Regions from separate parts of the Homo sapiens genome. Here region 2 is linked to region 1. The links are chromatin loops, found by intact Hi-C in ENCODE. Cell type or tissue: IMR-90. All regions are shown on one strand. Links, peaks and the distances in the headings refer to the core of each region. The heading gives the core; the rest is flanking DNA. Region 1 overlaps SH3RF3 (SH3 domain containing ring finger 3). Region 2 overlaps SH3RF3 (SH3 domain containing ring finger 3).

What was found. Hi-C counts contacts between places; a loop is a spot of excess contacts. Peaks named below come from ENCODE experiments on the same cell type or tissue, not always from the same donor. Only the 100,000 strongest peaks of a DNase experiment are listed, where the experiment ranks them.
Region 2: a loop joins it to region 1, with 3 times the contacts of the local background. A loop is called at or near these places in 11 of 110 quality-filtered maps.

What each region holds. Positions count from the first base shown.
Region 1 is chr2:109,311,991-109,328,934 of GRCh38, forward strand. All of the region lies in intron 1 of SH3RF3 (SH3 domain containing ring finger 3), which reads left to right. MIR4266 (microRNA 4266) reads right to left here and starts at 1,635; the gene lies at 1,581-1,635. It also overlaps a transcript of RANBP2 not described here. RefSeq lists enhancers at 4,879-5,868, 5,869-6,857. In IMR-90, for the core only: CTCF peaks have their summits at 6,301 and 9,706; DNase peaks (open chromatin) are centred at 6,551, 9,831, 10,351 and 13,111; H3K4me3 peaks cover 460 bases; H3K27ac peaks cover 4,819 bases.
Region 2 is chr2:109,493,966-109,506,908 of GRCh38, forward strand. SH3RF3 (SH3 domain containing ring finger 3) reads left to right here. Exons shown (of 10, transcript NM_001099289.3): 10 at 7,538-10,669. The coding sequence ends at 7,706. It also overlaps a transcript of RANBP2 not described here. Among named protein-coding and RNA genes, the nearest start is that of SEPTIN10, 110 kb to the right of the region's middle. In IMR-90, for the core only: no CTCF peak of the experiment used is centred there; a DNase peak (open chromatin) is centred at 3,666; H3K27ac peaks cover 820 bases.

The DNA of each region.
Region 1 (16,944 bases), core at 5,297-13,296:
CTGCTGCTGGTGCTGTCCAGTTTTGAACTGACTTGAGCGTTGTGGCCGGTGTAGCAGTCAGCCATAGACTAGGGGAACCTTGGTGTATGTGTTTTTATGGTTTCCTTTAGCATTGTTAGTTCAAAAGTATGTCACCTATTCAGAACTGGTTATTTGGTTATTTCAGAACTCCAAATCTTACAAAGTCTAATGAAAATCTTACACAATCTTACACAGTTTAGTAAACAAAACACACAAGGCCAGAGGGACAAATGTACCTCAGAGCTGGGGCTCTGAGTCCTGCCCACTTTTCTTGTGAATGAGCTTCCCACTCGAGGTTGGCTTGCTCCTCTTTCTAATAATTCTAACAAGTTTAACGGGTTTTTTATTGTGGTATAATACTTATAACATGAAAGTCATTATAAAGTGTGCCAGTGGAATTTATGTTTTATTATATTAATGATGTTTCGACCGTCAGCACTGTCTAGTTCCAGAAGTTTCCTTTTGGGAAGTTTTCATCTCCCCAAAAGGAAACTCTCTACCCATCAGCAGCCACCCCGCTGGGCCCCTTCTTCCTGGCCCCAGGCCACCACAACCTGCTTTCTTTCTCTGTGAATTTGCCCACTCTGGAGATTTGATATAAGTGGAATCATCCGATACATGGCCCTTTGGTCTAGCTTCTTTTACTTCGTATTTTCGAAGTTCATCCAGGATCATAGAGTATATCAGAATTCCATTCCCCTCTATAGCTGAAGAATGTCCCACTGTATGGTATTTCCACATTTTGTTTATCCATTCATCTGCTGACGGACATTGGGCTGTTTCCACCTTTTGGCTCTTGTGGGTAGAGCTGCACTTAACATTTGGGTACAAACATTTGCTTGAACACCTGTCTTAGATTTTGGGTGTATACCTAGGAATGGACTTGCTGGGTCACGTGGTCATCCTAGGTGTACGTTATTGAAGAGCCGCCCTATGTTTTCCACAGCAGCCCTTGGATTTCACTTTTATCTACAGTAATGCGGAAGAAGGGGGCTGATTTGTGACAGGTGGGCAAATCTGCAGTGTTAAGAAGAGGCAGGAGACAGGGAACCCATGCAATCCACATACTTCAGAGGCAGGTGGTGCTCCTGGCTCACACTGTAGGTAATATTTGCCCTGTGCCTGTCAGCTTCATCTGTGTGCATGGGCTGAGCTGGGAAGAACCAGGGGACCTGGAAAGGGGTTAGGGAGCTTGTCTATGCCAGCATCCTTGACACCGGCATGATATCAGGATCCCTATTCCTCTTCACAAGGCCCAGGCCTTACCCCAAACCTGCTGTACATCCATCCCAAGGGGGGAGGCTGGCATCTGTGTTTCTTGCTGCATTTATTTAAATGCAGTTCAGCCTAATGCACAGCCCGGGATGAGACTGCAGGTGAAGTGTCATATTTTAAGATGTGCTCATGAGAGGCATGGATACAAGGCCAGGCCTCCCTGGCTGACATTTGGGTGCTTGCCATGGGCCAGGCCCTGCCCTCCTTGCTGGGTGAGCGCTGTACCAGTTGGTCATCGCAATGGTCTTAAGCATCACTGAGGAAGACATTGAGGCCCAGATAGGGACTGTCCTTGGCCAAGGCCTCCTAGCCTTGAGTAGGGGCCCCGGCCAGCAGTGGGGCTCACTGCCTCTCAGGCTCAACATCCCAGGGGGATGGGAAGAAAACATTCTGGGAGATGAGTGGAGAGAGACTGATTCTCTGTAGGTGATGGCATGTGCCTTGAGCTGAAAGGTGCTTCCGGTTTCTTTGTAGCGATGGGGTCAGCTGCTCCAGGCAGCTGTGGCAGCATGAGTGAAACAGAGGGGCTTATTCCAGTGCATGTGGGGGAGAGGAGGGAGGTGGGCTCAGCCAGAGCAGAGGGATTTGAAGAGTGGCAGTGGAGGAGATATTTGAAAGGTGTGTTGGGACCCGTATGCAGGGTGCCGTGTTTGGACTTTGTTTTGTAGGGCACAAGACAGTTGAAGGCTTTGGAACTGGGAGGAAAGTGACAAGAAGGAGTACCAGGCTGTGGGACACTGGACACTGAGAAAAGGAAGAGGCTATGGGGGAAGAGAGGGGCCGTGAGACCCGGGGCAAGTGTGGACTTGGGGGACACAGTAGCGGAAAGCAGCAGGCCTGGGCAGTCACCTAACTGCAGGTGCCAAGGTCGTGGTCTGTGTCCCGGGAGACCAGCGGGTGGGTGTCCAGAGATGGGGGCACCAGAACCATGTGGGTCATGTATATTTAATGCTGCCTGCTTGAGAAAGCAGGGGCTTGGCATATGTTTTAGGAGAAAGTTTTATTTCTTGAAATGGTTAAACTGATAAATCCTCAGTTATCCCAAAGGCTCAGGGTTCCAGAAAATGGCTCCGTTGAAGGGTGAATCCCATAGATCTTATAAGAGTGATTGTAACCCTGCCTTGGTATAGCCAGGGAGCAGAGATAGAGGGTAGGAACCAGATTGCCCTGGGGAAAGCAGGTCAGCCTGAAACGGCATGACCTTTGATGTCACCTCCGTGCAGGAATGAATTTCTCTACCATATGAATAGCACCATCAACTAATACATTTTTATTATTCCTGCCACTTCATAAATAGTGTCTCCATCTTAATTTGCATGTGTCTGTCACTCTCCATGGTCTTTAAAGGTTTGTATAAACTTGTAAATTAATCCTCCTTTACATGCATAAGGCAAACCAGCTCCTTGATGAAACCTTTGATGAATCTTTTTACAAGTGCATAATATCCACCAGCCAATTTCTTATTCTGTAAATTATTTTGCCATTTTGGTTTTGTTTAATTTAGGGTGTGACAGTACTGGCATCATATTTCTGTCTAGTGAATAGGAGAATCAGACCACCAAAATATTAGAGGAGACCCTCTGAGTTGGTAGAGATTGAAGCAGAGCTAAGCCCTCGCTGGTGACCAAAAGAAACTTCGTCTCCCCGTATGAATCTCATTCTTGGCAAAGCCCACAGTTTGAGAACCCCCAGCAGGCATTCCAGAGCTGCACTGTCCCATAAGGTAGCCACCGACCACACTCAGTGAACAGCGACCACATTGAAGAGCCCATACACGACACGTTTCCATCAGTGCAGAAAGTTCCACTGGACAGCACTGCTCCACAATAATGAAGAAAAAGGAAACCTGTTTTACTTTACTGAGTATAATTAGCAGAAAGTCTTATTTGATGACTTTTCTCTGGGTCCCCCTTGTCAAGTGTGAGTCCTCTGAGTGGAGAGGGCTATAGTCTCTCCATAGTAAGGCAGAAAGACGTGCCCACTGGGAAACACCCAGCAATTTAATAGGGCCCTGGGTCCAACACCAACTTGGAGTTCTTAACTAATGCCAAGCCAGGTAAAGTGCTTTGTTCATTGAGTCTTGCAACTCCATTAGTGATTCAAAACAAAGTAAACCTCTGTCCCTATCTCTGTAGGATAGTTGCAGGGAAGCAATAGCTTGTGTCTGTAGAATGCACTTGCTTTTACTAAGAGGCAGTAAGGAACTGTCTCAGTATGAAAATGTGCATATACAGAACGACCATCCGTTTTTGGTGTAAGCAAAGGGGACCATGTGTGCCTGTTGTGCACTGTCTGTGCAGAACTTTCAGAAACTGTCAGTGATGCACAAGGACGTGTGTGTCCAGAGAAGAGACGCCTGTGCAGGCTTTCCTGGCAGTCTATAAAGGGGCGAGCTCTGTCTCAGTCCAGGCTTTCCCACCCAGGGTTCCTCTGGGGCTCTTTCATCTCATTATGTCTGGCTATTGTGACATTTAGAGTATTCAGGTGAATGCCGGTTGCTGCCTTGGTGTGGAAGGGACGTCGTCGCTTTTCCACCCTAGAATGACCTTTGATCTTACCTGTCAGGACGTGATCTAGGCATCAAAGCCACCAGTTCCCAGAACGTCACCTGCGACCAGCATAGGTCTGTGTCTCTGGGTTGTTTTGGAGAATATGGAGCCTTTTGAGATGCATTAGCAGAAGTCTTTTTGGTCTGACTGTGTGAGATTATATGTGCATGCATCAGGGGCTTTTTTCACCCAAATTGCAAAGATTCCCAGTATTTAGAGATTAGATGTGGTTAGAAAAGTGCATTTCCAGTATGCAATTGTAAAGCAGGAAAAACCTAAAGCTTTCAAAAAGAGAGGGCAAGGCAGGCTGGAGGAGGTGTTCAGAGCTGGTTTTGCTGAACTTTTGGGCCTGGGGAAGGTTCCACCAGTGTCCTGGCTCTTGGGCTTCATCTCTCGCAGCAGATCTGCACAGCTCCAACTGGGCTATCAGTGCTGTGGGCCTCGGTCCAGGAGGCTGGGTGGATGCTGGGAAGGGGATGGAGGGAGGACATGTTGCCAGGTGATGGTGGCTGGCTCTACATGCCCCTGCTCCTGGAGAAGCCCTGGTGCCATGTTTCTCCCTGGCTCTGGCTTCCTGTCTATCACAGGAGGAACACAGGTGTGATGTCAGTGTGATCTTCACTACACACAGCCTTTAACAAGGTAGCCCATGACATGGAGAGAACTTATCACTCCTCTTAGAGATTTCCTCTGCTTTTCTGTTTTAAATAGACTTTCTGTTTTAGAGCAGTTTTAGGTTCACAGCAAGATTGAGCAGAAGGTACAGAGAATTCCCATAGACCTCCTGCCCCGCCCCCATGTGCAGCCTTTCCATCAGCATCAGCCACCAGAGTGGTGTCACATTAGGGTTTACTCTTGGTGTTGGACATTCCACGGGTTTGGACAAATCTATAATGCGATGTATCCACCATTAGAGTTTCACACTCAGTACTTTCCCTGCCCTTAAAAATCCATGTGCTCTATCTGGTTATCCCTCCCTGGCCTCACCCTCTGGCTGCCGTGGGTCTTTGTACTGTCGCTGTAGTTCTGCGTTCTCCAGAACATCATACAGTTGGAAGTATACAGTGCGTAGCCTTTTCAGACTGGCTTCTCTCTCTTAGTAATTCATGTTTGAGGTTCCTCCATGTCTTTTCATGGCTTCATAGTTGATTTCTTTTTATCACTGAATAACACTCCATTGTCTGGGTGGACCCCAGTTTGTTTATCCACTCACCTCCTGAGGCTATCTTGGTGGCTTCCGCATTCTGGCAGTTATGAATAAAGCTGCTCTAAACTTTCATGAGTGGGTTTCTCATGAAATGTTTTCATGAGATGTAAGTTTCATGAAATGTTTTGTGGATGTAAGTTTTCATGGTGTTGGGGTTTTCGGGACCCCAGCTTACCTCCCACCCGGATGGAATCTCCTAGTGTAGCATTTCCTGCTTGTGCACAGATAGCGTCAAGTCTTGCCCATGGTGACAGGGCGACAGCAATGCCTGTCCCTGAGGGGGCGTCTGTGGGCAGGTGGGCAGGTGCCGCCCCAGCCCCAGGGGGTGGAGGAGAGTCCAGAGGTCTGGGGCTCTTTTTCCCTGTTAGCGCTCAGAAGGGACACTGTCTACTCCATGCTGGGGAGGCCCAGCCCCCCACCCTGCTCTTCCCCTGGGTCTGGGAGGCATAGCTCTGGCAGCAGCCCCGTTCACAGCAGGGACTTGGTTCTAGGTCTCGTTCTGCCGGGCCTGCCTCATCTCTTTCCCTGCTCCTTCTGAGGTACAGAACAGTCAAAGTCCACCTTGGTTTCTGTGACTTGCTGGGCCTGGAAAAAGAGAACTGGCTGAGTTTAAATGACTTCAGGTACATAAATATTAGTTGCTGCAGTTTCTCCACCACGGAATCACAGTGAGGTCAGTGTGGAGTGCGAGGGTGCCTCCCTGTGAACAGGCTTCTGCTCGTGAGTGCCTTTGTAGTGTCCTGGTGCTAACTGGGGATGTATCCTAGGACTTTAAGAACTAGCGCATCCGTCTTGGGTCAGGTTTCTCAGGAAGGCACATAACTGGAGTCCCAGCCAAGAGGAAAGATGTATGTGGCCAGCAGCAGCTCGCTGGCTGCACCGCTGAGGGGACTCGCACAACTCTGCCGCTTGTCCTGATGGATTCTGTGGCAAAGGCCAAGGATGGCCTGCATCTGAACGGAAGGCCAGGCATTAAAAAGCAAAGGGCAGGGAGGATCATCGTGATCCTTTCTCTCCTCTGTTTTTCTAAGCCATGAGCACGCTGAATTTCAGTACGCAAAAAAAAAAAGCCCCCTTTAAGCAGAAAAACCATTCTAGGGACATTGAGAGACTAGAAATCCTTGCCTAATTTCAGATTAAGCAAAACATAAGCATTTGGCAAATGCCGAGATTGTAAAGTTGTGCAAGCAGAAGAATCACTTTGAAATTTGAGCGCAGCCCCAGATGTTCGGGAGCATTTCCATGCGACTGCTCCTCCTAGCGTGACTGGCTGGTGCCTCCCGGCCCCCAGCCCGGTCCCCAGTGCTTGTCCTCTGCCCACTCGCTGCACAGACCTGGGGTGAGGAAGAAATGCCGCCGAGCGCCAGAAGATTAGGAGGGAATTGTGTGAGGCCTCCTCTCAAAGCCAGGGTGGCTCTCGGCATACGCGTTTATCTGAGTGACTGAATCATAGCACAATCATTTTGGCGACCGTGGGATAAACGCTGTGAGAGAACTGTGGTTTGTCCTTGCGGGTGTGTTGGTTCAAAGTCATGTGAGTAGAGCCAGCTCCTGAGGGGATCGTCTCATGCTCACACTGGGGGCAGCATTTGTCTCTTGTCAGCTGTGAGATCAGAGTCCTAGGGAAGCCAGAATGGTCTCTCAGATCATGCCCTGGCCAGAATCCGGGGCTGCCCTGGCCAGCCGCCAGATACTGACCCTTCTGGTCTCATCCAATCTAAAGACAAAGCATGAAAGCCCAGCCCTGACGAGCTCTGGCCTGAGGCCACCCATCCACTCAGAGGCAGACATTGGCTTGGAGAAGAAAGAGGGATGAACTTCTGGAACCAAAGCCAGCTGGAATTCCTTGCCTCTGGTAGGTGAGCCAAGTGAATTCAATATGTAATGAAACTGTACTTCATAACTTCCCTGAGAACATTTGTATTTCAAGTGTCTGTCCCAGAACAGATCAAAGCCCTCTGCTAACTGGGATTACAGATGGGAAAGGAGTGGCTCTCCATCGATCCTGGTGTTTGTATCCTGCCTGGAACAGCTCACTTTAGGGACAGCAGCTGCTTGTAGGTGTCTGCAGAAGAGGCACTCCCATCTCTGCCTAGATGGGGGCATGGCTTAGTAACTCTCCAGTACCCTGTTCTTGGCTGTCGCCCTGTATATGCCAGATAGTGACAGTGGCATCGTTTTGCAGGACCAAGTGTTAAGCTTGCTGCATTTTTTGGAGTTGAGAAAGAGTTGGTTCCTGGCATCGTGATATGAACTCTACATTTATTTCCCCTCTTCCTAAGCCAGTGCAGGTTAGTTGACTGCAAAGAGACAATGTCCTGAGCTGTGTCTGCCTGTGGGCTCAGTGGGGTCCCGGGGATCACCCAGGCATCCTTTTCAGCCTGCTGGGCTGAAAGCTTGGATTTACAAGTGATTCGTTTTCTTACTCTTGCACTTCTGCTGGGGTAGTGACGGTGGTCAAGAGAAACACATGTTAGTACAGATGTGTATTCTGAGTGAGAGGGGGCTCACAGGGCTGAAAACAAGCCCAGTGGGGCTCGTTCCAGAACAGAAAGCCCCACACTCCCCCATCTTCTCTTATCATCCCTGTTGTTTTTAAACATTCCCCTTATCATCTCCTCCTCTCTTTTTAAAGTGTGCGATCTTGAAGAGTGCCGTGCCGGAGCCAAATGGTGTGGGCAGGTGCAGCCTGCCTGCCCCCAGCCTGTCCAGGCCGTGTGTGGCTGTTTCCCTTCACTGCCCAGTCCAATCTGGAGCTTTTTCCAGCCAAACAAAGGCACCTCTGTCCCCTTAGAGGAAAGAGAGCCAGTAGGAGTATCAGCCCATTTGCCCTGCATTTGGGACCTAGAAATCCCCCGGTGGTTACATCTGGGGTCCCTCCTTGCAGGGGCAAGGTGAACGAGCTGCTGTGAGAAGTAAGAGAAGTCAGAGTGGGTGATGGAGAGTGGGGGGTGCTATTCTGGAGGTTCCCAGCTGGAGCTGTTTCCATTCTAGGTCTTCACGGAGCTACTTCCTCGAAGCTGGGGGTGGCCTCTTATGGTCCCTTCCTTAGGCCTGGAACCAAGTCCTACTAGTGCTCCTGTAAAGCCTGTAGAAGCAACACAACTCTTCTCTCACCCCAGTTCTCATGGCCGTCACAGCCCTCGGCTTGCCTCTGCTCGGCTCATTGACTCTAATTCCATTTTTGAGGGCTGCTTTCCGGGCAGAGGAGGGCGGTGGGAATGAGAGCAGAGGTTTCCTTCCTGTTCTCTGCACAGCAGCCAGTGGCCACCTGGACTAGAGAGGGAGGTACAGGCCCTCACCCTTTCCCAAGCCCACCTGAGCAGCAGGTACAACGTTTGATCTCACCACAGTGAGTGCAAAACCATCCTTCCTGCTGGAACCACCGCAGGCGCCCATCCTCGGCAGTGAGCCACAACTTCCTCCTCACGTCTTCTTAACCAAGGCCAGTTATACCCTTTCATGCTCAAAGGGAGGCTGTCCTACCTGCTGGATACATGTTTGTTATCTGGGAGAAGTTTAGGCCTCTCCCCACCTAATCAGAATGTCTAAACCCTCTGCTTACTAGGTCACCAAAATCAGTGCTGGATTCCAGCTCTATAACACCCAATATGCACAACTGTTGTTCTTGTAAAATTACTGGCATTCCTCTTCTGTAAAGATATCAGCCCCGCAGATGAACAGACAAGTAAACAACGTCAGGCAGATGAACTTTCTGCTGGGAGAAAATAAAACTCGAGGCACATTGCTTTGCTTGCTGTACATGGACAGGCAGAGTGGTCAGATGGAATGGCCATGGATTCGGGCACCAGACCAAGATTCAAATCCCTGCCCTACGATACTCATCACCTGGGTTAACCTTCTGAACCACAAACACTTCATCTGTAAAGTGATGGTAATATTGCCATCTTGCAGGGTTTTAGGATATGGATTAGATTGTATGTAAGGCATCTACATACCTACATAGATTGTTCCATGGGAGCTCAAAAATGGCTGCTCTTACTGATAACTTATAGACATGTAAGTAATGATTACTACTGATAATGATTAGTGATAAGTAGTATTCATGGAAGAAAGACTCACGGACACACAAGACGCCATGTGCATGGATGCACCTCTCAAACGCTTCTTTGCAGCTCTTCACATTCTTTGAGGTATGCAGTCAGTAATAGAACTCAAACCTTATATCCTCGGATTCACTTTTAATTAGGCTGTTCTCATTAAAACGCCATTCCTTTATTGTCTTGCCACTTAATTTAGTAAATTGGTAGAGCAAATGTGGCATGCAGATTGCCTCTTCCATACCAGAACGTCATCATTCATTGCCAAAGCCTATGTGGATTAGGAGCATTTGAAGTGGAAATTAGTTGAGTTCAGGGCATACAGTTGTTGAATTTTGATTATCAGCTTATAGTATTTTTAAAATTAGATTATGCTTTGTTTCCATTTAACAAAGGAAGATAAATGTTGTGGTTGATGTTTTTATTAAAATAGAAATTTAACAAACATTCTCCAATAACTGGATGGATTACAGGAGATGAGACAATCAATAGAGGATTACATTTTGCAAAGCCAATTTAGGAACCTTGTCTAGATAAAACCCTCTTGTGGCAGAAGGGATCTGGCAAAAATGAATAAATTTGTAATAAGTGTCAACCCTGGCCCCCTGCCGTGCAACTCAAGTATAGACAGATTTTTGGAGGGAAGATCTACTTCCAACTACTGTTATTCTGCTAGAGAGATGTGTTCGCGAGGGATTGGTCACATTTTGACATCAGAGGCTGGCCATGACAATCCCAAGGTTCTGCCAAATTCCAGTGGATTCCCACTGCTTACTTCAAGTCCCAGTGTGGTCAGGACTTCAGGACTTCTCTGAAGGGGAGATGGGGCCCTTTTCTGGAGGATCAGAGCTCTGAAGATGATTGGTCCTCGTTATTCAGTATGAAAGCAAATACCACATTTCAAGAAGTGGATGGCTCTTTTTAAAATAAGTCACCTTGGCAACTGGAAGGCACAGCAAGGAGCGAGAAAGGGTAAGGGAGAGAAGCGGGGAGAGGGAAAGAATGAGGAAAGGGAAAAAGAAGGGTAAGGAGTAAGGGGGAGGAAGAGAGAGACAAGACACGGATACACAGGAGACTCAGCGCCCCTTCAAGCATTCTGGAATCCCCCGAATAATCACCACTCCTTCTCCCTTCTTGCTGGAACTTTGTGTATTTTGCATTTCCTGTTGAAGTCATAAATCCAGATCCTGCTCTGTAAACCCATGGAGTCTGAGGGCAGCCAGGGCCGGCAGAGGCAGAACATTTCAACATGTGCCGAAATGTTCCCACAGGCAGACTAGGCAGTTGGGGTGGCAGGAATCCAGGAGCCTGAACTAGGAGGCGGGTGAGTTGTCTTTGCCTGAGAGTTGAGCTTAAATCAGCCAATAAAATTGTCCATCTTAAGGAAGCTGAAATTTCTAAATAAGCCTATAAATAATTTCACAAATAGGGCCTGTGCTGTGTAATAGTGTGCACTGATTTTGAGAGTTACTGCAAGAATAAATTTGCTGAATGAATAAATCTGCAGTAGTCGCCAGTCAAATGTCAAAGGCTGGTCTCCAGCAGAAATAACCTTTTAAAAAGGACTCATTAGCTGAGCACACAGGGCACCCACATAAGTGATTTCTAATTCATTAAGAGGTAGATGATCAGCTCATATTTTGCTTTTCCAGCAAATAAGGATTCAAATAAGAACCCTTCTCCAACTCAGAAATCAGGCTTCTGGTGCCTGCAAATCTCCCCACATCAGGATATGGGCAGACAGCTTTATTGCTATCAATTAAAGTTCCATGCACAAACCTTGTAATGTTAAGATGAGGCCAAGAGGTGGCTTTTCCCTGGCTAGATTGGAATTTAGTGAGAGTGGGCAGGCAATATAAAGAGGCCAAATCTGACTGTGGGCAAGGCTGCTGAGCTGTGTTGCAGAGGGATTTTCTTATACCCCTAGGTGGTCTCGTTGAAATGTTTTATCAGAGACAGGAGGGAGCTTGCAGACTTTGTGGGGCTTCTGCTTTTGCCACTGTGCCCGGGCTCCCAGCATATGCTCCAGAGAGAGGCCTCGGCTTCCAGAGACAATGCAATGGGTGGGAAGGGGAGGTGTGTATTTCTAGAGTGGGAAGGAGGGCCGGGGGCCATCAGGACCCTCTGGCTCATCAGGTCTTGGGCTGGGAGTCATTGGGTGTATAGCAGGCACTGACTGGCACAGGGGCAAGTGTCTATGAAGCAGGTGACACAGAGGAAGACAAACTGAAGAAGATACCTGTATGACTCCAGCTATAGGATCCACATATTCACCACAATGGGCATTTGTGTAAATGAAGAATCACAAACACACATATGCACATACTATCCCAAAGAATATTCAGTGAGATTTAGAAAAACAACCAACCCAAGTGCATTCTCTGTTAGTGATTGGTAGCATGCTGTCCCTCTCCAGGAAGAATATTGTAGGTAGTGGTAGATGGGGCATAAGTCTGAGCCCCCAGCGAAGCTTGAACTCAGCTGAATGTGCATCTGCACTGGGGCTGGAGACTCCTGATGTGCATGGGGTTTTGGTGAGGTTGAGCTGTGTGTCCGCCAAGCTCCCTGAGCCTGTGCCTCGAGGAGATAAGGTGAAGGTGGCCTGCTCTTCCACCCTCCTGTAAGAGTGGGCATGAGGATGCTTCTCTAAGCTGTCAACATGTTTTATAGATGTTAATTATTTTTGTTATTTTAGGTCTCCAAATATTTCAGAGTGCTAATCTTTTAGCTTTTCTTATGTTTTTATCTTTTTAAAAGTAATTTGTAGTATAGTGACAGAGCTGTGCAACCACCATCACTGTCTAATTTCAGAAACTTTCCATCACTGTAAAAAGAAATGCCATACCTATCAGTAGTCACTCTCTGTTCCCCTTCCCCCAGCCCCTGGAAAACACTAATGTAATTTCTGTCCCTGTGGATCTTTCTTTCTGGACATTTCTATGAATGGAAGCAGATAATATGTGGCCTTTTGTGTCTTACTTCTTTCACTTAGCATAATATTTTCAAGGTTCGTCTTGGTTGTAGCATGTTTCACTACTTCATGTTTTTATGGCTGAATAATAATCCATTGTGTGGCTAGACCACATTTTGCTTATACCATTAATCAGTGGATGGACATCTGGGATGTTCTCACTTTTTCACCATCACAGGTAGTGCCCTGTGACTATTGATGTACAAGTTTTTTGTGGACAGGTTTCCACTGCTCTAGGAGTAGGGGTACTGGGTCGCATGGTAACTCTCTTTAACCTTCTGAGGGGCTGCCAGGCAGTTGTTCCAAGTGGCTGCACCATTTTCCATTCCCACCGGCAATGTATGACATTCCAGTTTCTCCACATCTTTGTCAACATTCATTATTGCCAGTCTTTGTGATTTTAGCCATCCTAGTGGATGTGAAGTAGTTTTGATTAATCTTTTAGATTTTAAAATAATAATGAAAGTTACAACTGTCATCTTAATAGAAGGAAAACCAGGTTGATGATCTGTTGACTAATATTTGCAAAGTGCTAATAAGCCCTTTGAAGACAGTATTTGAAGAAGGCGAAGTTGATCCTTTCTCCTGGAACTCCTTTCTCCTGGATCCCAAAGCTGTGGATCCCTGCTGGTAGTAAAGTAGATGAAATTAGAATTGCTGCATAAGCGCCAAATGACTTGAAGGAGAGCATGAATGTCCAGACGGGGATAGAGACCAACTATGAATCTGCCTGTAACTCCAAGGACAGTACTCTCCGTCCCTCTCCTTGAGGTGTGTGCAAGCACGCACGCTGGCACACTGTCTCCTGGAAGGAACGGTGGAGCTGTCGCTTCCCCAAACCCTCTCCTCTTGCCATTCCTATACAGTAATGACTAGTATAGACAAATACAATCACACAGTTTTGGCAAGGAAAAGTTTGTTCTGGGAGAGGCCTTTGGCTTGCGTAAGAGATGTTTTTAAAATGTGTGTGGTTTTTGTGTCTTGTTTTTCCTAGAGGCTAGAAGGGAGGATGCCATGGCTCTGACAAGGCCCAAGAGGTCAGGGAGGGGTCCCTTGGCCACATTTCCTCTGCAGTGCTCGGAAACAACTCACTGGTCTTTAATTTTCTGTGAAGATCAGTGTCTCACTTCATCCCTCCAGCTGGCATGGCTGGAGTCAAAGTGAGTCGGTTTACACAGAGTAAGCCAAGAAATCGTAGAATCCCAGGAGTCATTGGATTTCAGGGACTGCCATTTAATTTCTTTCTTTCTTTCTTTCTTTTTTTTTTTTTTTTTTTTTTTTTTTGGAGACCAGGTCTTGCTCTGTCACTCAGGCTGGAGTACAGTGGTGTGATCATGGCTCACTGTAATCTCAAACCCTGGGCTCTAGCAGTCCTCCCACTTCAGCCTCCTGAGTAGATGGGACTACAGGCATGTGCCACCATGTACAGCATATCATTTCCTTTCTTGGTTCCCCGCTTCCCCCAGTGACACAGCCCCTTTACAACATCCCTTAATATGGCTGCTCTGAGTCTGCTTTAATCCAAAACAGTTACAGAACTCACTCACCACTTCCCAAAGCAGCCTGTTCCATTCTCAGCACTGATCGCTAGAAGGTTCTTTTCTATATGCCCACTCATCTCCTGGTTTCCAAGCCAGGCATCACTACATGTTCCTTGGAATGTCCTGCAGACTCTACCAGCCTGGAGTAGTGTGTAGGGGTTCAGGTGCCTGCTGCACCCTCCTTATTACTGCAGGGCAAAGATGCTGGCCCGAGCAGGGACCACACCTCCCTTTGTTCCAAATCACTCCTGGGAAAAAGTTCAGAGAGGGTTGAAAGTATGCATAGTGTTTCCATTAGAAATGAATAGTCTTTCTGCTTTATTTTTAATGATATTTTCACTGTGAACCGTAACGTATATGTCATGTTTAAAGAAGAACAACAACAAACATTAGTATATCTACCATCAGCCTAAGAAATGTGGAGACCTAGAGGCCCTCCAGGGGTATCCTGGGCGTATGCCACATTTTCTCCACCATGGTAAAACATTTAAGGACACACACGTATGTGGGTCTACATTGTTTATTTGATTTTATCTATCTGTTCTTGGTGCTGAATATTACAGATTTAGCCTCAGAAGGTGTTTTTCTGTAACTTGCTTCTTCCACCCAACAAGGAATCAGCTGTGTTGATGTACATAGATGTCGCTCATTTGTTTTTTTATGTAGTGTACAGTTTTTCATGGATCTGAGTATATCATAGACTATCTACTTCACAGTTAATGGGTATTTCAGTTGTTGTTGTTCTTTTTTTTTAATGTTCATGTAGAAGTACATCCTTACCCTGGAGAATACTATGTTCTTTGGAACAGGATGGCTTGGCGATCAGGCAGCACTTTGCACTCCTACCAGCAGTGGTGAGAGACGTTTCCTTCTGCGCCCTTGCCGACACTTGCTGTTGCCAGACTTTTAAATTTTTGCCAATCTGGTGGGTGTGAAATGGCATCTCATTGTGGTTTAATTTGCAGTTCTTGGATTACCAATGCTGTTGAGTCACTTTTCAGGTCTTTGGGGACCATTTGTGTTCATAGCCTTTTCTACAATGCCTGTTTAAGTTAACTTATCTTTTTCTTGAAAGATCTATCTGTTCTTGAAGATAGATGGGTAGTTCTTACCTGGTGTTTACTGCCACTGTTCTAAGTGGTTCTGGATACAGTAACTGTTTCAGTCCTTCCCAATAAAGTAGGTTTTCTTAGGGGGACGCCTGTCTCATGGGAGAGTATCCGTAGGTGCGCACAGCCACTGGCCCAGTGTTCCCCAGCAGGTGAGGGGAGAGCAGGGGCTCACACCTGAGCACGCTGGCTCTACCATTCGGTTCCAGTTCAACTGCTGGGTTATTGACATATTTTGGATGCTAATACCTTGTTTCTGCAATGTGTTGTTAATATCTTCTGTTTATGGATTGTCTTTTTCCTTCGTATTTAATGTCTTTTGATAAATGGAAGGTTTTTAAAAACATTTAAATGTTGTTCCACTGAACATTTATGGTCAGTGTTTTGTGTCTTATTTAAAAATCATTTCCTACCCTGGAGCTTTTTATTAACTTTTAAAAGTTTTATAGTTTTGCTTTTCACATTTAAGATGTTAATTCAGCTAGAAATAATATTGTATATAGGATGAGGTGGAGGACAATTTCTTTTTCCATCTAGATAACCTAACTTGCCAACACCATTGATTAAACAGCCCAGCCTTTCCCTGCCGCTGGTAAATCACATCATCTGCACATGTTTGTGTCTGGACCCTCCCTTCAGTTCCATCGGTCTATTTGTCTATTGTTGATTAAACTATTCTTTTGTAATTACTGTAACTTATTTAAAGCTTTGATATTTTAGCAGGGCAAGGACTTTCACTCTTCCACATACATTTTAAATCAATTTGTCAAGTACTTTGTCAAGTACTTGAAAATCCCGTCGAGATTTAAATTGGAAATGCATTTGAACTATACATCAAGTTGGGAGAAAATTACAGCTTTTCTGAGTCCTCTTACTCAAGAACATCATATTTCTTGCAATTTATTTAGGCCATCTTTAATATCTTTTAGTAAAATTGCATAATATCCTCCATAAAGGAAATGTACATGTTTGGTTAAATTTCTACCTAGTACCACTTAAAATAGCAACAAAAATATAAAGTATTTTTAATTATATATTTTAGCTACTTGTGCATGGTAGATAGAAAAGCAGTTGACTTTTACATATACATACCACTTCCCAGTGTTCCTGTTTTCATGTTTGCCCTTTGCATAAATTTTCTTTTGTGTCAGTTTAGCAATTCATTTCTTTTTCTTGTTATTATGGATACCTTCAAACATACACAATCATGGAGGGTCTAGGACAATGACCCTGTGTCAGGCGATATCCAGCATCAGCAGCTGTCAACATGGTGCCAAGCTTATTCCATATGTCCCTCCACTTTTTTTGTTTTTTGGGGAATCCTTTAAAGAAAATCCCAGGCATCATATTATTTTATCCTTCAATATTTCAGTATGTATTACCAACAGATGAAGTCTTAAAACAAAAAACAGCCAAACCATTGTCACACTGTCAGAATTAACAGTAGTTGCCTGATATTAGTCCATGTGTGGATTTCCCTCATAGTCTCTAAAATGTCTTTTTATGCTTGTTTTGTTCAAACCTGGATTCAAATAAGGTCCACTCATGGCATAGGATTCCATCTCTCTTACTTCTTTCTATTTCTGGAAGTTCCTACTCTTTTCCACCTATTTCCTTCATGCCATTAATCTGTTGAAGAACATAGTCCCTTTCCCTGGAGAGCTGCCCCACCCTTGACTATGTGGGCTGCATCCTCATGGTGCTGTCTCCCCTGCTCCTCCATTCCCTGTATTTCCTGTAAACTGGTAGTTACATCTGAGGACTTGGCTAGATTCATTTGTTTACACATGTTTGTTTTTCTAAGAACACTTTCTAGGTGGGGCTGTGAGCCTCTGATTTCGACAGTGCATTCAGAATCATCTTTGTACTTTCTAATCTAGCGTTCCAGGTTATCCAGGATGCCTAGGTCATGGTACTGATATAGGAAGGGAATTCCAGAAACAGCGTGGGATGATGCCATTCACCATTGTATGCTCCTGGTCATCACTGTGTCCTGTGATCTGTCAGTATGGTCTTCCTCTCCCCCACATTTGTGTGTGTGAACCACAGTGGTTCATGACCACTTTGGTGGCAGGAACATGAAAATATTTCACCTGAACACAGTGTTATCCAGAGGTGGAATGTCTGAGTGTCAAATATATCCCTGGACTCCCAGTTGCCTTCTCCATGCTCTGAGCAGGGCTGAGAGCTGAGGCTTCCCTGGGGTTGTT
Region 2 (12,943 bases), core at 242-8,241, 180 kb after region 1:
CCTTCATGGGACCAACACCTGCTGCCTGTGTTTTCCGGATGGGTCCTGGCCCTTGTCTGGAGTCACAGAGTTGGTCTGCCGGCTCGTGAGAATGACAGACTTTGGGATAGTTCAAAGCTGTTCTCATGTCTCCCCTAGGATCCTTCTTCCCCAGACCCCTCAACTTTATCTTCAAAGACATGACTTCCAGACACCTCAATAAAAAGTATTGAAAGACCCTGTTTCTATAAAGTCATGGGCATCTCTGATGAATTAGAAAATTCAGAGACTCACTCCCGTTCTCTGAGTGTTCCATCTAATCAGGGGTCATTGTACCCAGAGACTCTTTGGTGGCTCCTTGCACCCAAGCACTCTGTAGCACTCATTAAAGAGAAGTGTTTCCAAAAAACAGCCTGAAACCAAACTGCTCATGAGCCCCAGAAGTGCCCCCTCCCCTCAACATGGTAGCCACAGGCTGCCTGGTATCCTGGGGAGCCCTAGCAGGTCGGAGCTGAGGGCATGACTGGGAAAATGCTGACTCCTCGGGCTGGGACAGCACCAGAGAGCACTTGGACTTGGGCCCTGCAGACTTGTGAGTAAAACTTACTTCCAGGCTTACTTTGGAGGAGGAGCTGCTGGGCTGCGCCCTGTGCAGAGGTGAGAGTCCCTGCAGTGGGGCCAGAACACTCAGCTGCCAAGCACTCCTGGAGGGCCTCAGGTGTGCAAGGCCCACCTGTGATCATGAAAGTGGGAATGCAGGCAGCAGGGCAGTATGGGCTGTCAGGGTCAAGGTTTCCACCCCAAAATGCCAAGGAGGAATGGGCAGTGTTGCTGCCTGCATTTCTTGGGCCTTTCCTGTGCCCAGACTCCTCCAGATCTCAACCATCTCTTTCAAGACTCTGGAAAGAGAGCGGGCGCTGCTCTCCTCTCCACTCTCAGAGGAAGGACATTCAAGTAGAAGGTGCTGCAGAGGGAGCTCCTCTGAGAAAGGACTAGGGGAGTGTACTGTGAGCAGCAATCTGGGGCCGGGTCAGCGAGGCTGGCAGGCTCAGCTGCCCTGCCCCAGCAGCTGGCAGGCAGCAGGCCAGTCTCGTAAGTAGACTTATGAGCCAAGCCCACGAGCCTGGGGTGTAAGTCACCTAGAGGGCCATGCCCCGTTCCTTCCAAGAGGACCTCATCTTTAGGTGTCTGGCATATTCTTGTCCTGCGGACTATGTGCAGAGGGAGCTGAATTTCCAGAAGTTGCTTGTGGAACTCAGAATACGGGTGTGGTCATGGGAAATGCAGGCAGCAAATGCACATGGCATCAGGTTAGAACCGTCTAATGCCCCAGTTCCCCAGCTACACCAACCCTGGTCTGTTCTGGTGCAGGGCCAGGCAAGCTGAGTTCTGGGACCAGCCCCTCCTGCCCACTGGATGCCTGCCTCCTGGCTCTTCTGCACCTTGGCAGTATCAAGTATCGTAGAGAGGCTTTGAGTAGACAGACACTCTGGGCCACCTACCGGCCATTTCATCCTGAATATCTTTCATTCCTTTTTTTTTTTTTTTTTTTTTTTTTTTTTTTTGAGACAAAGTCTCACTCTGTCTGCTGGAGTGTGCAGCGGTGCAATCTTGGCCCACTGCAACCTCCGCCTCCCAGATTTAAGCAATTCTTGTGCCCAGCTTCCCAAGTAGCTGGGATTGATTACAGGCGTCCACTGACATGCCTGGCTGATTTTTGTATTTTTAGTAGAGACGGGGTTTCGCCATGTTAGCCAGGCTGGTCTCAAACTCATGGCCACAAGTGATCCGCCCACCTCGGATTCCCAGAGTGCTGGGCGTGAGGCGTGAGCCACTGCACCTGGCCCCCTTTCTTCATTTTTATAGTCCTAGTTTCCACATACATAAAATGGGGATAATAATACATGTCTGGGTATAATACTTGTAAATCACCTAGATTAACACCAGAAAAAGTATGAGTGCACACTAAACACAACAATAATAATATATGCTATTGTGTCCAGAGTTGGTTCCTGGTGGGTTCGTGGTCTCACTGACTTCAAGAATTGAGCCACAGACCTTCGCGGTGAAGAGCAAAGGACAAAGCTTCCACATGGAAGGGGACCCACCGGGTTGCCCTGGGGTGGCCAGCTTTTATTCCCTTATTTGTCCCCTCCCATGTTCTGTTTTTGTCCTATCAGAACGCCCTTTTTTCCATCCTCCCTGTGATTGGCTACTTTTAGGATCCTGCTGATTGGTGCATTTTACAGAGTGCGGATTGGTGCATTTTACAGAGTGCTGATTGGCGCGTTTTACAGAGCACTAATTGCTGCATTTTATAATCCTCTTGCTAGCTACAGAGCGCTGATTGGTGCATTTTACAGAGTGCTGATTGGTGCATTTTACAATCCTCTTGCTAGCTACAGAGTGCTGATTGGTGCATTTTACACTCCTAGCTGCAGTGCTGATTGGTGCATTTTACAATCCTCTCATAAGAAAGAAAAGTTCTCCAAGTCCCCACTCGACCCAGGAAGTCCAGCTGGCTTCACCTTTCACTATGACCTCTCTAATAGTAACATATGCTGTGACATCTATGATAATAGTAAGTCAGTGAGGGTGAGGGCACCTGCAGCACGGCCTGGCCGACTCCTGCCCCTTTGACCTGCTTCTCCCCAGATGTTCACATCGGATCAGCTCATCCTCAGCTCTTGATGGCCTGTGAGTTATATGGCTTTGTTAGGATTTCAGCGTTCCTTGATCTGATCCATTATGTGTGTGGTGAGCAGAATAATGGCCCCCAAAGATGTCTATGCCCTAAACCCTAAAAACTCATGACTATGTTACCATACATGGCAAAGAGAAATCAGGTTGCAGATGGAATTAAAGTTGCTAACCAGCTGACTTTAAAATAAAGAGATTACCCGGGATTATCCAGGTGGGCCCTGTGTAATCACAAAGGGTCCTTATGAGTAGAAGAGAGAGGCAGAGGAGAAGGTCAGAGTGGCATGATGTGAGCACTCCCCTTTGAAGATGGAGGAAGAAGCCTCCAGAGAAGGGATGAAGGCAGCTTCTAGCAACTGGAAAGGCAAGGAAACAGCTTCTACCCTAGAGCCTGCAGGAGGAACCAGCCTTGCAGATGCCTTGATTTTGGCCCAGTGAGACCACGTTGGAGTTCTGATGGACGGAACTATAATATATTTTTATAGTATGATGCCACTACATTTATGGTCATTCGTTATAGCCATAAACAACTAATATGTGTGTTGATATTACAGTTTAGTGTCCAGGGTATAGAAGTATTCTTATCCCCAAGTTCCTAGCAGACACCACTCTGTTACCAGCACATTCCATGGACTCAGGGGCTCATTCGTCTTCCTGTGTTGGAGCAAGTGCTCTGAAAAGGCTACCACATGGAGGGCCACTTTGCAGACTCTGTTGTCAGGGAGGGAAGCAGACGACCCCCAAGGAAAGCAGAACATCCAAACCTCGCACACAGAGCTAATGGTAATAATAATGGAATGAGAATTCATTCTGATTTTGCCCATTTGGATTCCTTGAGCCCTGTGTCTGAAAATTAGCTGTGGTTGCCATAACCTTAATTATACTCAGCAGGGCAGAGTTGCTTGCTGATTTATGACGCACAGTTGTGACCTGGGAGTAGCTGTCATCCTCAGCTGCTGACACGGACACGACAACGGCGCTCTGTGTCTATAACGGGGAGTATCAATTACTTTCCTGCAGCAGGAAGAACAGCTCAGAGTCTTGGAATGATCTGGACAGAAACGTTAAACACTTGTCTCGTATAAATTCAGCCCACATCCATCTGGGCTCATTAAATCATTGAATTGCTCAGAAGCACCAAATTACATCTTTCTAACAAATTATATTTTTAAAGCTGCTTGTTTATTTCACATCTGGAAGTTGAGGCAAAAGCCAAAACTTGCATTCAAAGTCTGAGAAATCATCTCGCCCTTTGCCTTCCTTTCTTTCCTTGGGGAAGAGAGAGGAGGAGCAGGTGTTTGGAAGAGGTGGAGGATGGCAGAAGGCCACAGGTAGGATGGCGCTGATCCTGTGGGCCCTCGCAGCCTCAGTTTGTGTGTATGCTGTCTGATTTCACAGACCGCTGGCTGCATCCCGGCAGCCATCTGTCCTCCTTGAAGGAGGGCCAGCAGGAAGCCCTCACAGAGACGCTGAGCTGGGAGGAAGGAGGTGCCTCCGCCTGCCCTCCTTCCTTCCCGCCTGCATGTCCCTGAGAGCAGAGTCTGGTTCGCCGGCAGATAGCCCATGGGAACCAGTCCAACCATCGTGCACCCGTAGATGCTCTGAGACACTTAGAGTTGGCTGGTATTCGGGACTGCGACCCAGAACCTGGCCTGTTCTGCTTCCCCAGGAGTAGGAACACTGCACCCCCAAGTCAGCCTCAGGAGCCCATCCTCCATGCCTCCTCCTCTTGCCAGCCTGGTGCAAGCTGGGCCTGTGTGCCCAGGGGCTGTGCACTCCATAGGACTGGGCCTTGGTCTCCTGTCTGCACATTTTTCCTGAGCCTGGCACCAAGCCAAACTGCCCCAAAGCCATGGCTTCTGCGCCCCAGGCTCTGTGAACACGTGGGGTGGGGAAGGGCAAAGGCTTCCTCCCTGAGCATGCACTCAGCTCGATTTTCAGACACCAATGTGCAAGCATTCCCTCCCAGAGCTGCTGAAAATCCACATTCCCTAGTTCATTCCCCCTAAGTAGTATCAAGTAGGTCCAGGATGGGCCCAGGGAACTGTGGGGGGTCCTGAAGTATGTGAGCCACACTTGGAGCAGGTGTGCAGTAATCCCTGTGGCGATGGGGCTTGCAGACTGGTGCAGGAGGCAGGATGGGTTGGGTAAACAGGTGAATGGCTGGGCAGTGGAAGATGGTAAGAGCTGGGAAAGGGCAGGCCCGGCGTGGCCACACAGGGAAGGGCGTTCTGGGCAGAGGGAGCAGCATATGGAGGAGCCCTGAGGTGGGTGCACCTGGGGTCGCTAGGGCGCGGCAGGGCAGAGCTGGTGGAGTGGGAAGGGCGCAGTGTGGAGGGCCTGGGAATGCTGGGGCGTTTAGACTGTGGCCCCTCCTCTGAGAGGGATGGGGACTGCTGGAGCCCTCTGAGCCTTTGCCCAAAAGGAGCCTCAGCTGTGAGGCAACTCAGTCCAAGCAGGGTGAAAGCAGGAGGCCCAGAGTGGGCAGCCGCCAGGACCAGGAGCCACCCACAGGAGACCTGCACGGAGGCCACCAGGGAAGGCATCCAGAGCCGCGGGGGCCGTGTCTCCTAGACAGCCTCGGCGTCTGTGGAGATGGGTACCCGGGCAGTCCAGTGCTGGTTATTGAGTGCCTTCGCCCTGCCAGGCCCATCTCGGTGCTGCTCAGCAAAGTGGGTGTCTGAGGGACCGTCAGCCAGGGGTTTTTAGGCAGAGAGAATAGCTGCACCCTGCCTGCCACAAAATCCACCACATGTGGGATCTGGGCTTTAGATGTGCGGTCCAACACCCTGGTGGCCCAGGGGCATCTTCTCTCAGCCCTTACTGCACAATCCTCACCCACAAAAGGGCTGGGGGTGCAGGGGCCCAGCCAGGCTTCGGGCAAGCATGCCCCTGTGGAGTTTCCCCAGGGCAGAGGGAGGCCCAGCTAGTGGGAGTGGGGATGGGGCCCTGCCTGTCAGACTCTAAGCATAAGGGCCGAGGGCACAAGGCCCAACTGGTTCGTCCTTGGCAGTGTTTTAGAGGAAGGCTCTCCTGGGGCCACCACAGCTGCTTTTCAGCCTTGTTCCTCCTCCTCTGTGGCTTGCAGGATGGGTGTGGGATAGCAGAGCAGGGGGGTGTGTGTGTATGTGTGTGTGTGTCCTGTCAAACATAATCATAGCCGGACACTAGTGAAAGTAGTCAGACAGGTTTTAATCGGCAACATAACTGACATTTGCAATGGGGAATAGGGTCCAGGCTGAGCTGAGCTCAGGTTCAATTGGCACACAAGTGACTGGGGGTTTCCAAGAGAGAATGAGGGAGCAGGGAGGCAGCGAGTGGGGGCTCAGGAGAGTGGGGGAAGTGAAAAGTTACAGATGGTGGAAGCGGGTGGTCCGTGTGAACACATCTGGACATGCTGACGTGCTCACTGAAGTCAGGAGACAGTGTGTGGCTGTCCTCAGGTGTGGCTGGAACCCACAGTCGATTCTTTTGGCTGCCGTGAGGTTTCTCAGGCAGGCACTTTAAAGGGGACTGGGGTCAGCCTAGGGATGCCACCTTGAGCTGTTAGAAGCTATGTTAGTGGTTGTTCAAGTTGTTATAGGCAGAGGTGAGGCCCAGCCAAGAAGAGGGCTCAGAGGAGCCAGGCTGGAGTGTGGTCGAGGAGAGAACTCTTGGTCAGTGCCACAGCTAAGTGTTGCCAGGAGCACCTGCCACAGCCCAGAGAGCCCCTGGGGTGCACTCAGAGCTCCAGCACCTGCCACGCAGCACACCCCATGCCCCTGGGTCCCTGCAGGCGGAGGCCATGCAGGGAAGACCCCAGGGAAGGCTCCTGTCTCTGATTCCACACTACAGCATATTGGTCTGAAGACAGGGACTCCAAAGAGGCCTCAGAGGCTGCAGGGGGCCCAAGTCTTGTGGAAATGAGATGTGGGGAAAGTTGGGCCTTATTGATGTTGATGTTGTGGCCTCAGCCAGTTCCAATGCTAAGGCACTGGGAAAAAAATCTTATGATTTTTGGAGCACATTTAAAAATAAGGACAGGTTAGGCACGGTGGCTCATGCTCGTAATCCCAGCACTTGGAGAGCCTGAGGCCAGCGGATCACTTGCACTCAGGAGTTCAAGACCAGCCTGGGCAACATAGCAAGACCCCATCTCTACAAAAAAAAATTAGAAATTGGCTGGGCATGGTGGTATGTGCCTTGGTCCCAGCTATTCGGGAGGCTGAGGTGGGAGGCTTACTTGAGCCTGGGAGCTCAAGGCTTCGGTGAGCTAGGATCATACCACGGCACTCCAGCCTGGGTGGAAGAGCAAGACCCTGTCTCAAAAAAATAAGGACAATTTACATAAACAATGTTCCAAGTACCTTTCACACATCACATTGGGCCCCAACCTGTGAGGTGGTGCTGCAGTTGAGGAGCGTGCTTTTCAGAGGAACCTGCAGAGGGAGAGGTGAGGACACGAGCCCAGGGTCTTGACACTGGGATGGGGCAAATGGGGACACAGTTTTTCCTGACCCTCCCCCGCCCCTGCCCCTGGGAGGCCGCAGTCTAGGTGGGTGGGCCAGGGCAGGAGCGTGGATATGAGATGGGGGGCTGTGCTTGGGTGGAGAATCTTCAAGGGAGTGAAACAGTCCAGCTTCTTCGTAGATCAGCGTCTAAAAGGACAGCAGGGGGAAATGCCTTTTAAATTTTTTTTATTAAAAAATGAAAAATTTCCAGAGTTTTGAAAAAATTAAAAATAAAGATAAATAGAAATTGTATAAAGTGGGAAAATAGCAGCAAATAACAATAATTTACACCGAGGGAAGAAGAGAAAGCACGACCCAGCAGATGGAGATTGTCTGTGTGGGGCTCACCCACTGTGCTGTTTCCCCAGGTACCGCGTGGTGGTCTCGTACCCACCCCAGAGTGAGGCGGAGATCGAGCTGAAGGAAGGCGACATCGTCTTTGTGCACAAGAAGCGTGAGGACGGCTGGTACAAGGGGACCCTGCAGCGGAACGGCCGCACAGGCCTCTTCCCGGGCAGCTTCGTCGAGAGCTTCTGAGAACTGGTGCTCCCTGCACCCAGCTCACAGAGGGGGAGGCCGCCTGGGAAGCTCCACGGCACACAGAGAGGGAGCCATGGCGCCCCAAGGGTTCCAGGTCATCTCCAAGGCACCTGGCGGGGGATACCCTGGCCCAGGGTGGGGGCCAGGGACTGTGGAGGTCGTGCCTTCTCCCAAAACCCCCAAACGGAGAGCACACCTGGGATGTTCTTCAAGGAAATGCCCACCCCCTCTGTGGAAACTGCAAAGAAAGCACCTTGAGGAAGAGAGGCAGGTGCCGGCGCAGGCAGGCCTGTGGCTGTGGTTTGCAGCCATGGCAGCGTTCTCATTTACCACCTAAGCAGGGTTGGAGGTTGCAGGAGGTCTGCAGGCGAGGTGGGTGGCATGGGGGCCAGGAGCGCTGGAGATCATCTTTCTGGGCTGCCCTGGGCTTCCCGCGGGGCCCAGGTTGCTCTGTCACCATTCTATATACCTCAGTCACCTGCCGCCCGGCTGCTCAGCAGGGGTGTTTGTGAGGCCCTGGGGGTGCCCCGGAAGGGGCACCCCACCGCCCCTGTTGGGAACCAGAGCAGAATCTGTGGGCTTGTCGCCTGCCAGTAGTATAAGCAACACTTTCTGTTCACCACCATTGTCCCTTGCATTACTTCTTTCTTACAGCATATTTTTAACATAAAGCTGTTAGACTTTATATATTTCTAATAGGTCAGACATTGCCTATTTTTCATACATCTGGTGCTGCCTTTTTGTAAAACTAATAATGACTTGGTTGAGCTTGAAAGAAAAGATGTCTGAGGCGACATCAAAGGGGCAGAATTTTTATATTTCCCATATGGCTTTGGGAGAGCGCCGAGAAGCCGCCATCCCGCACCTCAGCGCTGGCCAGTACTCTGGGGGCTGGCGGGGTGGATCCATTGAGGGGGTCGGAGGGAGCTTGGAAGCAGCCGGTTTCTTTAAACTCTTACCAAAACCCCGCGCTCTGTCTAGACGGTGATGATTATTATTCAAGACCTGGAAACATTTCGAGGAAGGGCCACTATAATTGTCCTTTTGTGTGGCGGTAGAAGGAGCACGCAGGTCAACCCCAGCCGGGAAGGCAAAATCTTCCCTTTATTGCCTCAGAGAGAACTGCAATTAGCATTCTCAGAAGATGATTTCTTGGTATCAAAATGTGCAGTTTCTACAACAGTTTAGATCACCACCACCATTTTTCTTCTTTTTTAAAAATAAATAACTGCTCCCATTTCAGGCAGTGCAAACCTTCATCTGCTGGAGACCAGAGGTACAAGGAGATCAGGGGGTTGCAGCACCGCTGCAGGCTTGCAAGATCGGGGAGTTGGGAGGGCGAGAGAGGAGGAGGTGCAGCTTTGATGCTGGGACCTCCCTGAGTGGGGCTGATGAATGTATATTCATTAGCACCATGGCTCACTTCCCAGGAAGACTGATCAGGAGCCCTTCAGGGACAATTTTGTTCTCAAGATTCACACCTTAGGAACACATTTTTATCACCTCAAAATTTTGATCCATCACCCCTCTCTCCACCTATATTTTTACAAATACCATTCAGACTTAAATTAAGCTGAAGAAACTAGCCTTTGGTAACATAGGGTGTCATTGGTTTTCAGGGATGTAACCAATTCCAGAAATACATTCTTTTGCCTGGCATGAAGACTTTGAAACACGGGCCGCTTATTTTCAGAGTTCCTGTTTTGGGACGTGACTTGGCTACTTGTTACTTCCAGGTGGTCACCACACGGCGGGGGTCATGCCTTTCCCTCCCCCAAGATGATAATAGATTTAATAGACTCAAAGAAGTTGTTCAGAATCAAAGAAGAAAAAGTCTGGCTTAAACATAGTAACTTCTGTGTGCCAGGTTAATGACAACCAAAAGCTCTCTATTTACCATTATTGCCAAACTTCATCAGTTGCCCATCCTGCACCAAAATCCTGTGCGTGTTTAAATTCACGTTGTCACCAAAGAGGTGCACAGATCAACAACCTGGATGACGCAGGTGTTCTCCAGGGAAACCAGACCAAGTCAAGTCTCCAGGTAACTTTTTTGAAGTCTTTTTTTTAAGGCGCGCAGGTACCAAGCAACAGAATAGAGTAACCTGAACGTTCTTACTCTCCCAGGCATGGCCCACGTGGTGCTTCAGGTAGAAATGTGCTTCACCCTCCTGGTGGGGGGCGAGGACACAGCCCACTGCATGCAGCATGGTAGAGAGCTGGGGCGAATATCTCCATGTCTTTGGAGGATGTCAGCTGGCCGCTTTCAGGGCAGAGTCGGGTGGGCGTTGGTGCCACCTTAGGAAGGAGAGCGATGCGTGGGTCTGGCCAGAGCTCTGGAGCCAATGCCGGGCTGCCTGAGAGCAGAGGAAATGCATGGCCCATGTGCATTTCTGAGTATTTTAAACTCGTTCAGGCCCTGCAGCCTTCATGATGATGTAGCTCGCAGAGAAGAGCAGGAGCAGAATTAGCCCTTTCTTCAGGCCATCTTGCCTCAAAGGGTACACATGTTTGGCGGTTAAGATGAAACTAACCCTTATGTTTCATCCTGGCCCCATGATGTACACATCTTAGCCATGTAGTGGCCTTGGGGGGCCACAGAGATTTCCTTTGAGGAGCATGGTAGAGTCCACAGCCATGGCTGAAGTCAGTGGACACCGAGGGGACAGGACTGCAGGCCACCAGGGGCCTCTGCCCAGAGGGAGGCAGAGAGGATGGCGGCCACGGGTGCTCTCCTGGCATCCTCATGGGGTGATGCCAGGCCGGGCACTTCAAAACAGGCTCAGCCGACTGGGAGATCCTTTGTACTTTGCACAGTTCACACACACAAACACACACACCCTATCCCAAGTGTTTTTGTTAGACACAAATGTCAGCGTGTGATTTTGGAAGACTTGTCAGTGATGACAAACCATGATGCCTGTGTTTCTGAGTCTTTAAATAAAAATGAACATGGAGAAGGCTTGTGTCTACGTGTTGGGAGGAGCAGGGTCCAGCAGAGGCCAAGAGGGACCCAGGTAGGAGCAGAACCTGAAGGTTTGGCCCACCTGCCTGCTGACCAGCCCAGCTGGCTTACGCACCTGCCTCTCAGTGCTCTTGTGTGGGGTGCACCGAATCTGTATCAGGATGGCATTAGTCAAGGAGATGGGAGAGTCGTGACATCAAATGTCTGTACCCAGCACATGCCAGAGACCCAGGAGCTGGGCAGTAAGAGCCAAGCCACAGAAGCCAGCGGTGGGCTGGGTGGGGAGGGTCTCCAGTTCCCCTCTAGGGGCTCATGTGCCTGGAAGGGCAGGGTGGCTTGCTGTAGATGACTCGCCTCCTTTTCTTGTCATTATTCAAGTCCTTCGTAACCAGAAGTGCCTGGTATTAACCTCGGAGACCAGCACTCTCCTGGTCTTACCCTTGTCTCTCTGGCCCTTGGGGCGCCTGAGCCATGGCTGCCATTCCCTGGAGCACAGGATGGGGGTGCAGGGAATCCCACCAACAGAAGAGCCCAGGAGCCCACTGATCTCCAGAGAGGTGCATCTGTCTCCAATCAGCCAGCCTGACACCTGGCAGAGGGCTGGGCCGCCAGCCTGATCCATGCCTGGAACCACGTGTTTCTTGAAACAGGCTTTCACTGTTCTCTTGGCTGAGACACATCTACGTATACATTTGAGCTGGAAGAACACTTAGCAAAGAGCCATTTTACTCTACCATAAAAATTAAGTGACCTTGCCAGGCAGTGGTGCATGCCTGTAGTCCTAGCTACTCTGGAGGCTAAGGCAGGAGGATTGCTTGAGCCCAGGAGTTCAAGTCCAGCCTGGGCAACATAGACCCTTGTATGAGCAAATAAAATAATTTTTTTTAAAAAAGTGAACTCGTACAAGATTAACACAGCATGGACAGTCACTGGGGAGGTAGCTGCAGGCCTGGCACTGTGGTAAGGAGGCCTGCTGTGTGCTCACTCTCCCTCCGGACAAGGCTGTGTGGATACCACTCTTGCCTCCATTTGCTACGTGAGCAATCAAGGTTGTAAGAGGTTAAATGAATTGCCCCAGGTCACATAGTTCAGTGGACAGCCATGACTCAAACTCAAGTCTACTTATCCAATGTCAAGTCTACCCTCAGAACTCAAAAGCTGGGTGCCAAACCTGTACTCCCTAATAGAATTGATACCTCAAGCACAAGAGTGTAGGAAGAGGAGAGCCAGAGGAAATGCAGGCAATGCCCATCACAGTCTGTCTGGAGAGGGTGCCTGGCAGGCCGTCCCAGCCAGCTTGCCAAGTGGAGGTATTCTGCCTATAGAAATTACACAGCAACCCATCAGGGCCTGGTGCCGTTTTACATTCAAATCACGTACTTCACTGCCTGTTTTCCAGATCCATGCTCCTAAGCAAACAAGTAATTTGCCTTTACTGATTTAGCAACCACAGAGAGAACAGTGGGAGTCAGGGCATTATCTGAACAGTAGTCTACCACTTGGCCTGTGTAGCCGAGATGTTCCTCATTAGCCGCCAGTGAGCTGGGCCTTCAGTTGAGGCCTCAGTCCCTGTGGGTTTTGTGATGGGAGTTGGTATCCCTGCCTCTAACTGACACTGACAGGTGGTGTACCTGAACTGCGGAGGGGCGTTGAGTCTTCTTTCTCGGGAGAAAGGCTCCATGGCCAGGCCTATGCTGGGAGCTGCAGGGTGAGCCAGGAGGGTGAGCACCACTAGCTCTCAGCAAAGCTGCAAAGACAACACACAGGTGGCCATGGCACAAGACATTTGATCTTAGAGAGGCACCTAAACAACCTTGTGAGGACCCTGGAGAGAGGGAGCCACACTCCTGGAGGCCTCCCCTGGGGCCTTGCAGAGGGTGGGGCAGGACAGGGTGGGGGCTTCTCAGATGGAGGGAAGGGAGACTATTCACAGCCTTTTATCTGCATAGAGTTGTCACATATGTTATGTCACTGGATCCTTACAACAGCCCCCGAAGTGTGGTTCGTATCATCTCCATTTTACAGGTAAAGAAGCTTGATTCCAAGAAGTTCTGTTGTTAGCTCTGAATTAAATCAGAGGCAGAGCCAGGACTTCTGACTTCCAATCTCTGGCTTTTCTTGAATGTAGCAGAAATACTAAAATGATGGTTCTGACAGGGGGCTCTGCTGGTAGCACTTACCACCTAATGAGGTGGGACTGCTATCATATTGTTTCAAAGATGGGGAAACCGAGGCACCACCATCCAATGCTTGGTGTGAGGCCACATGC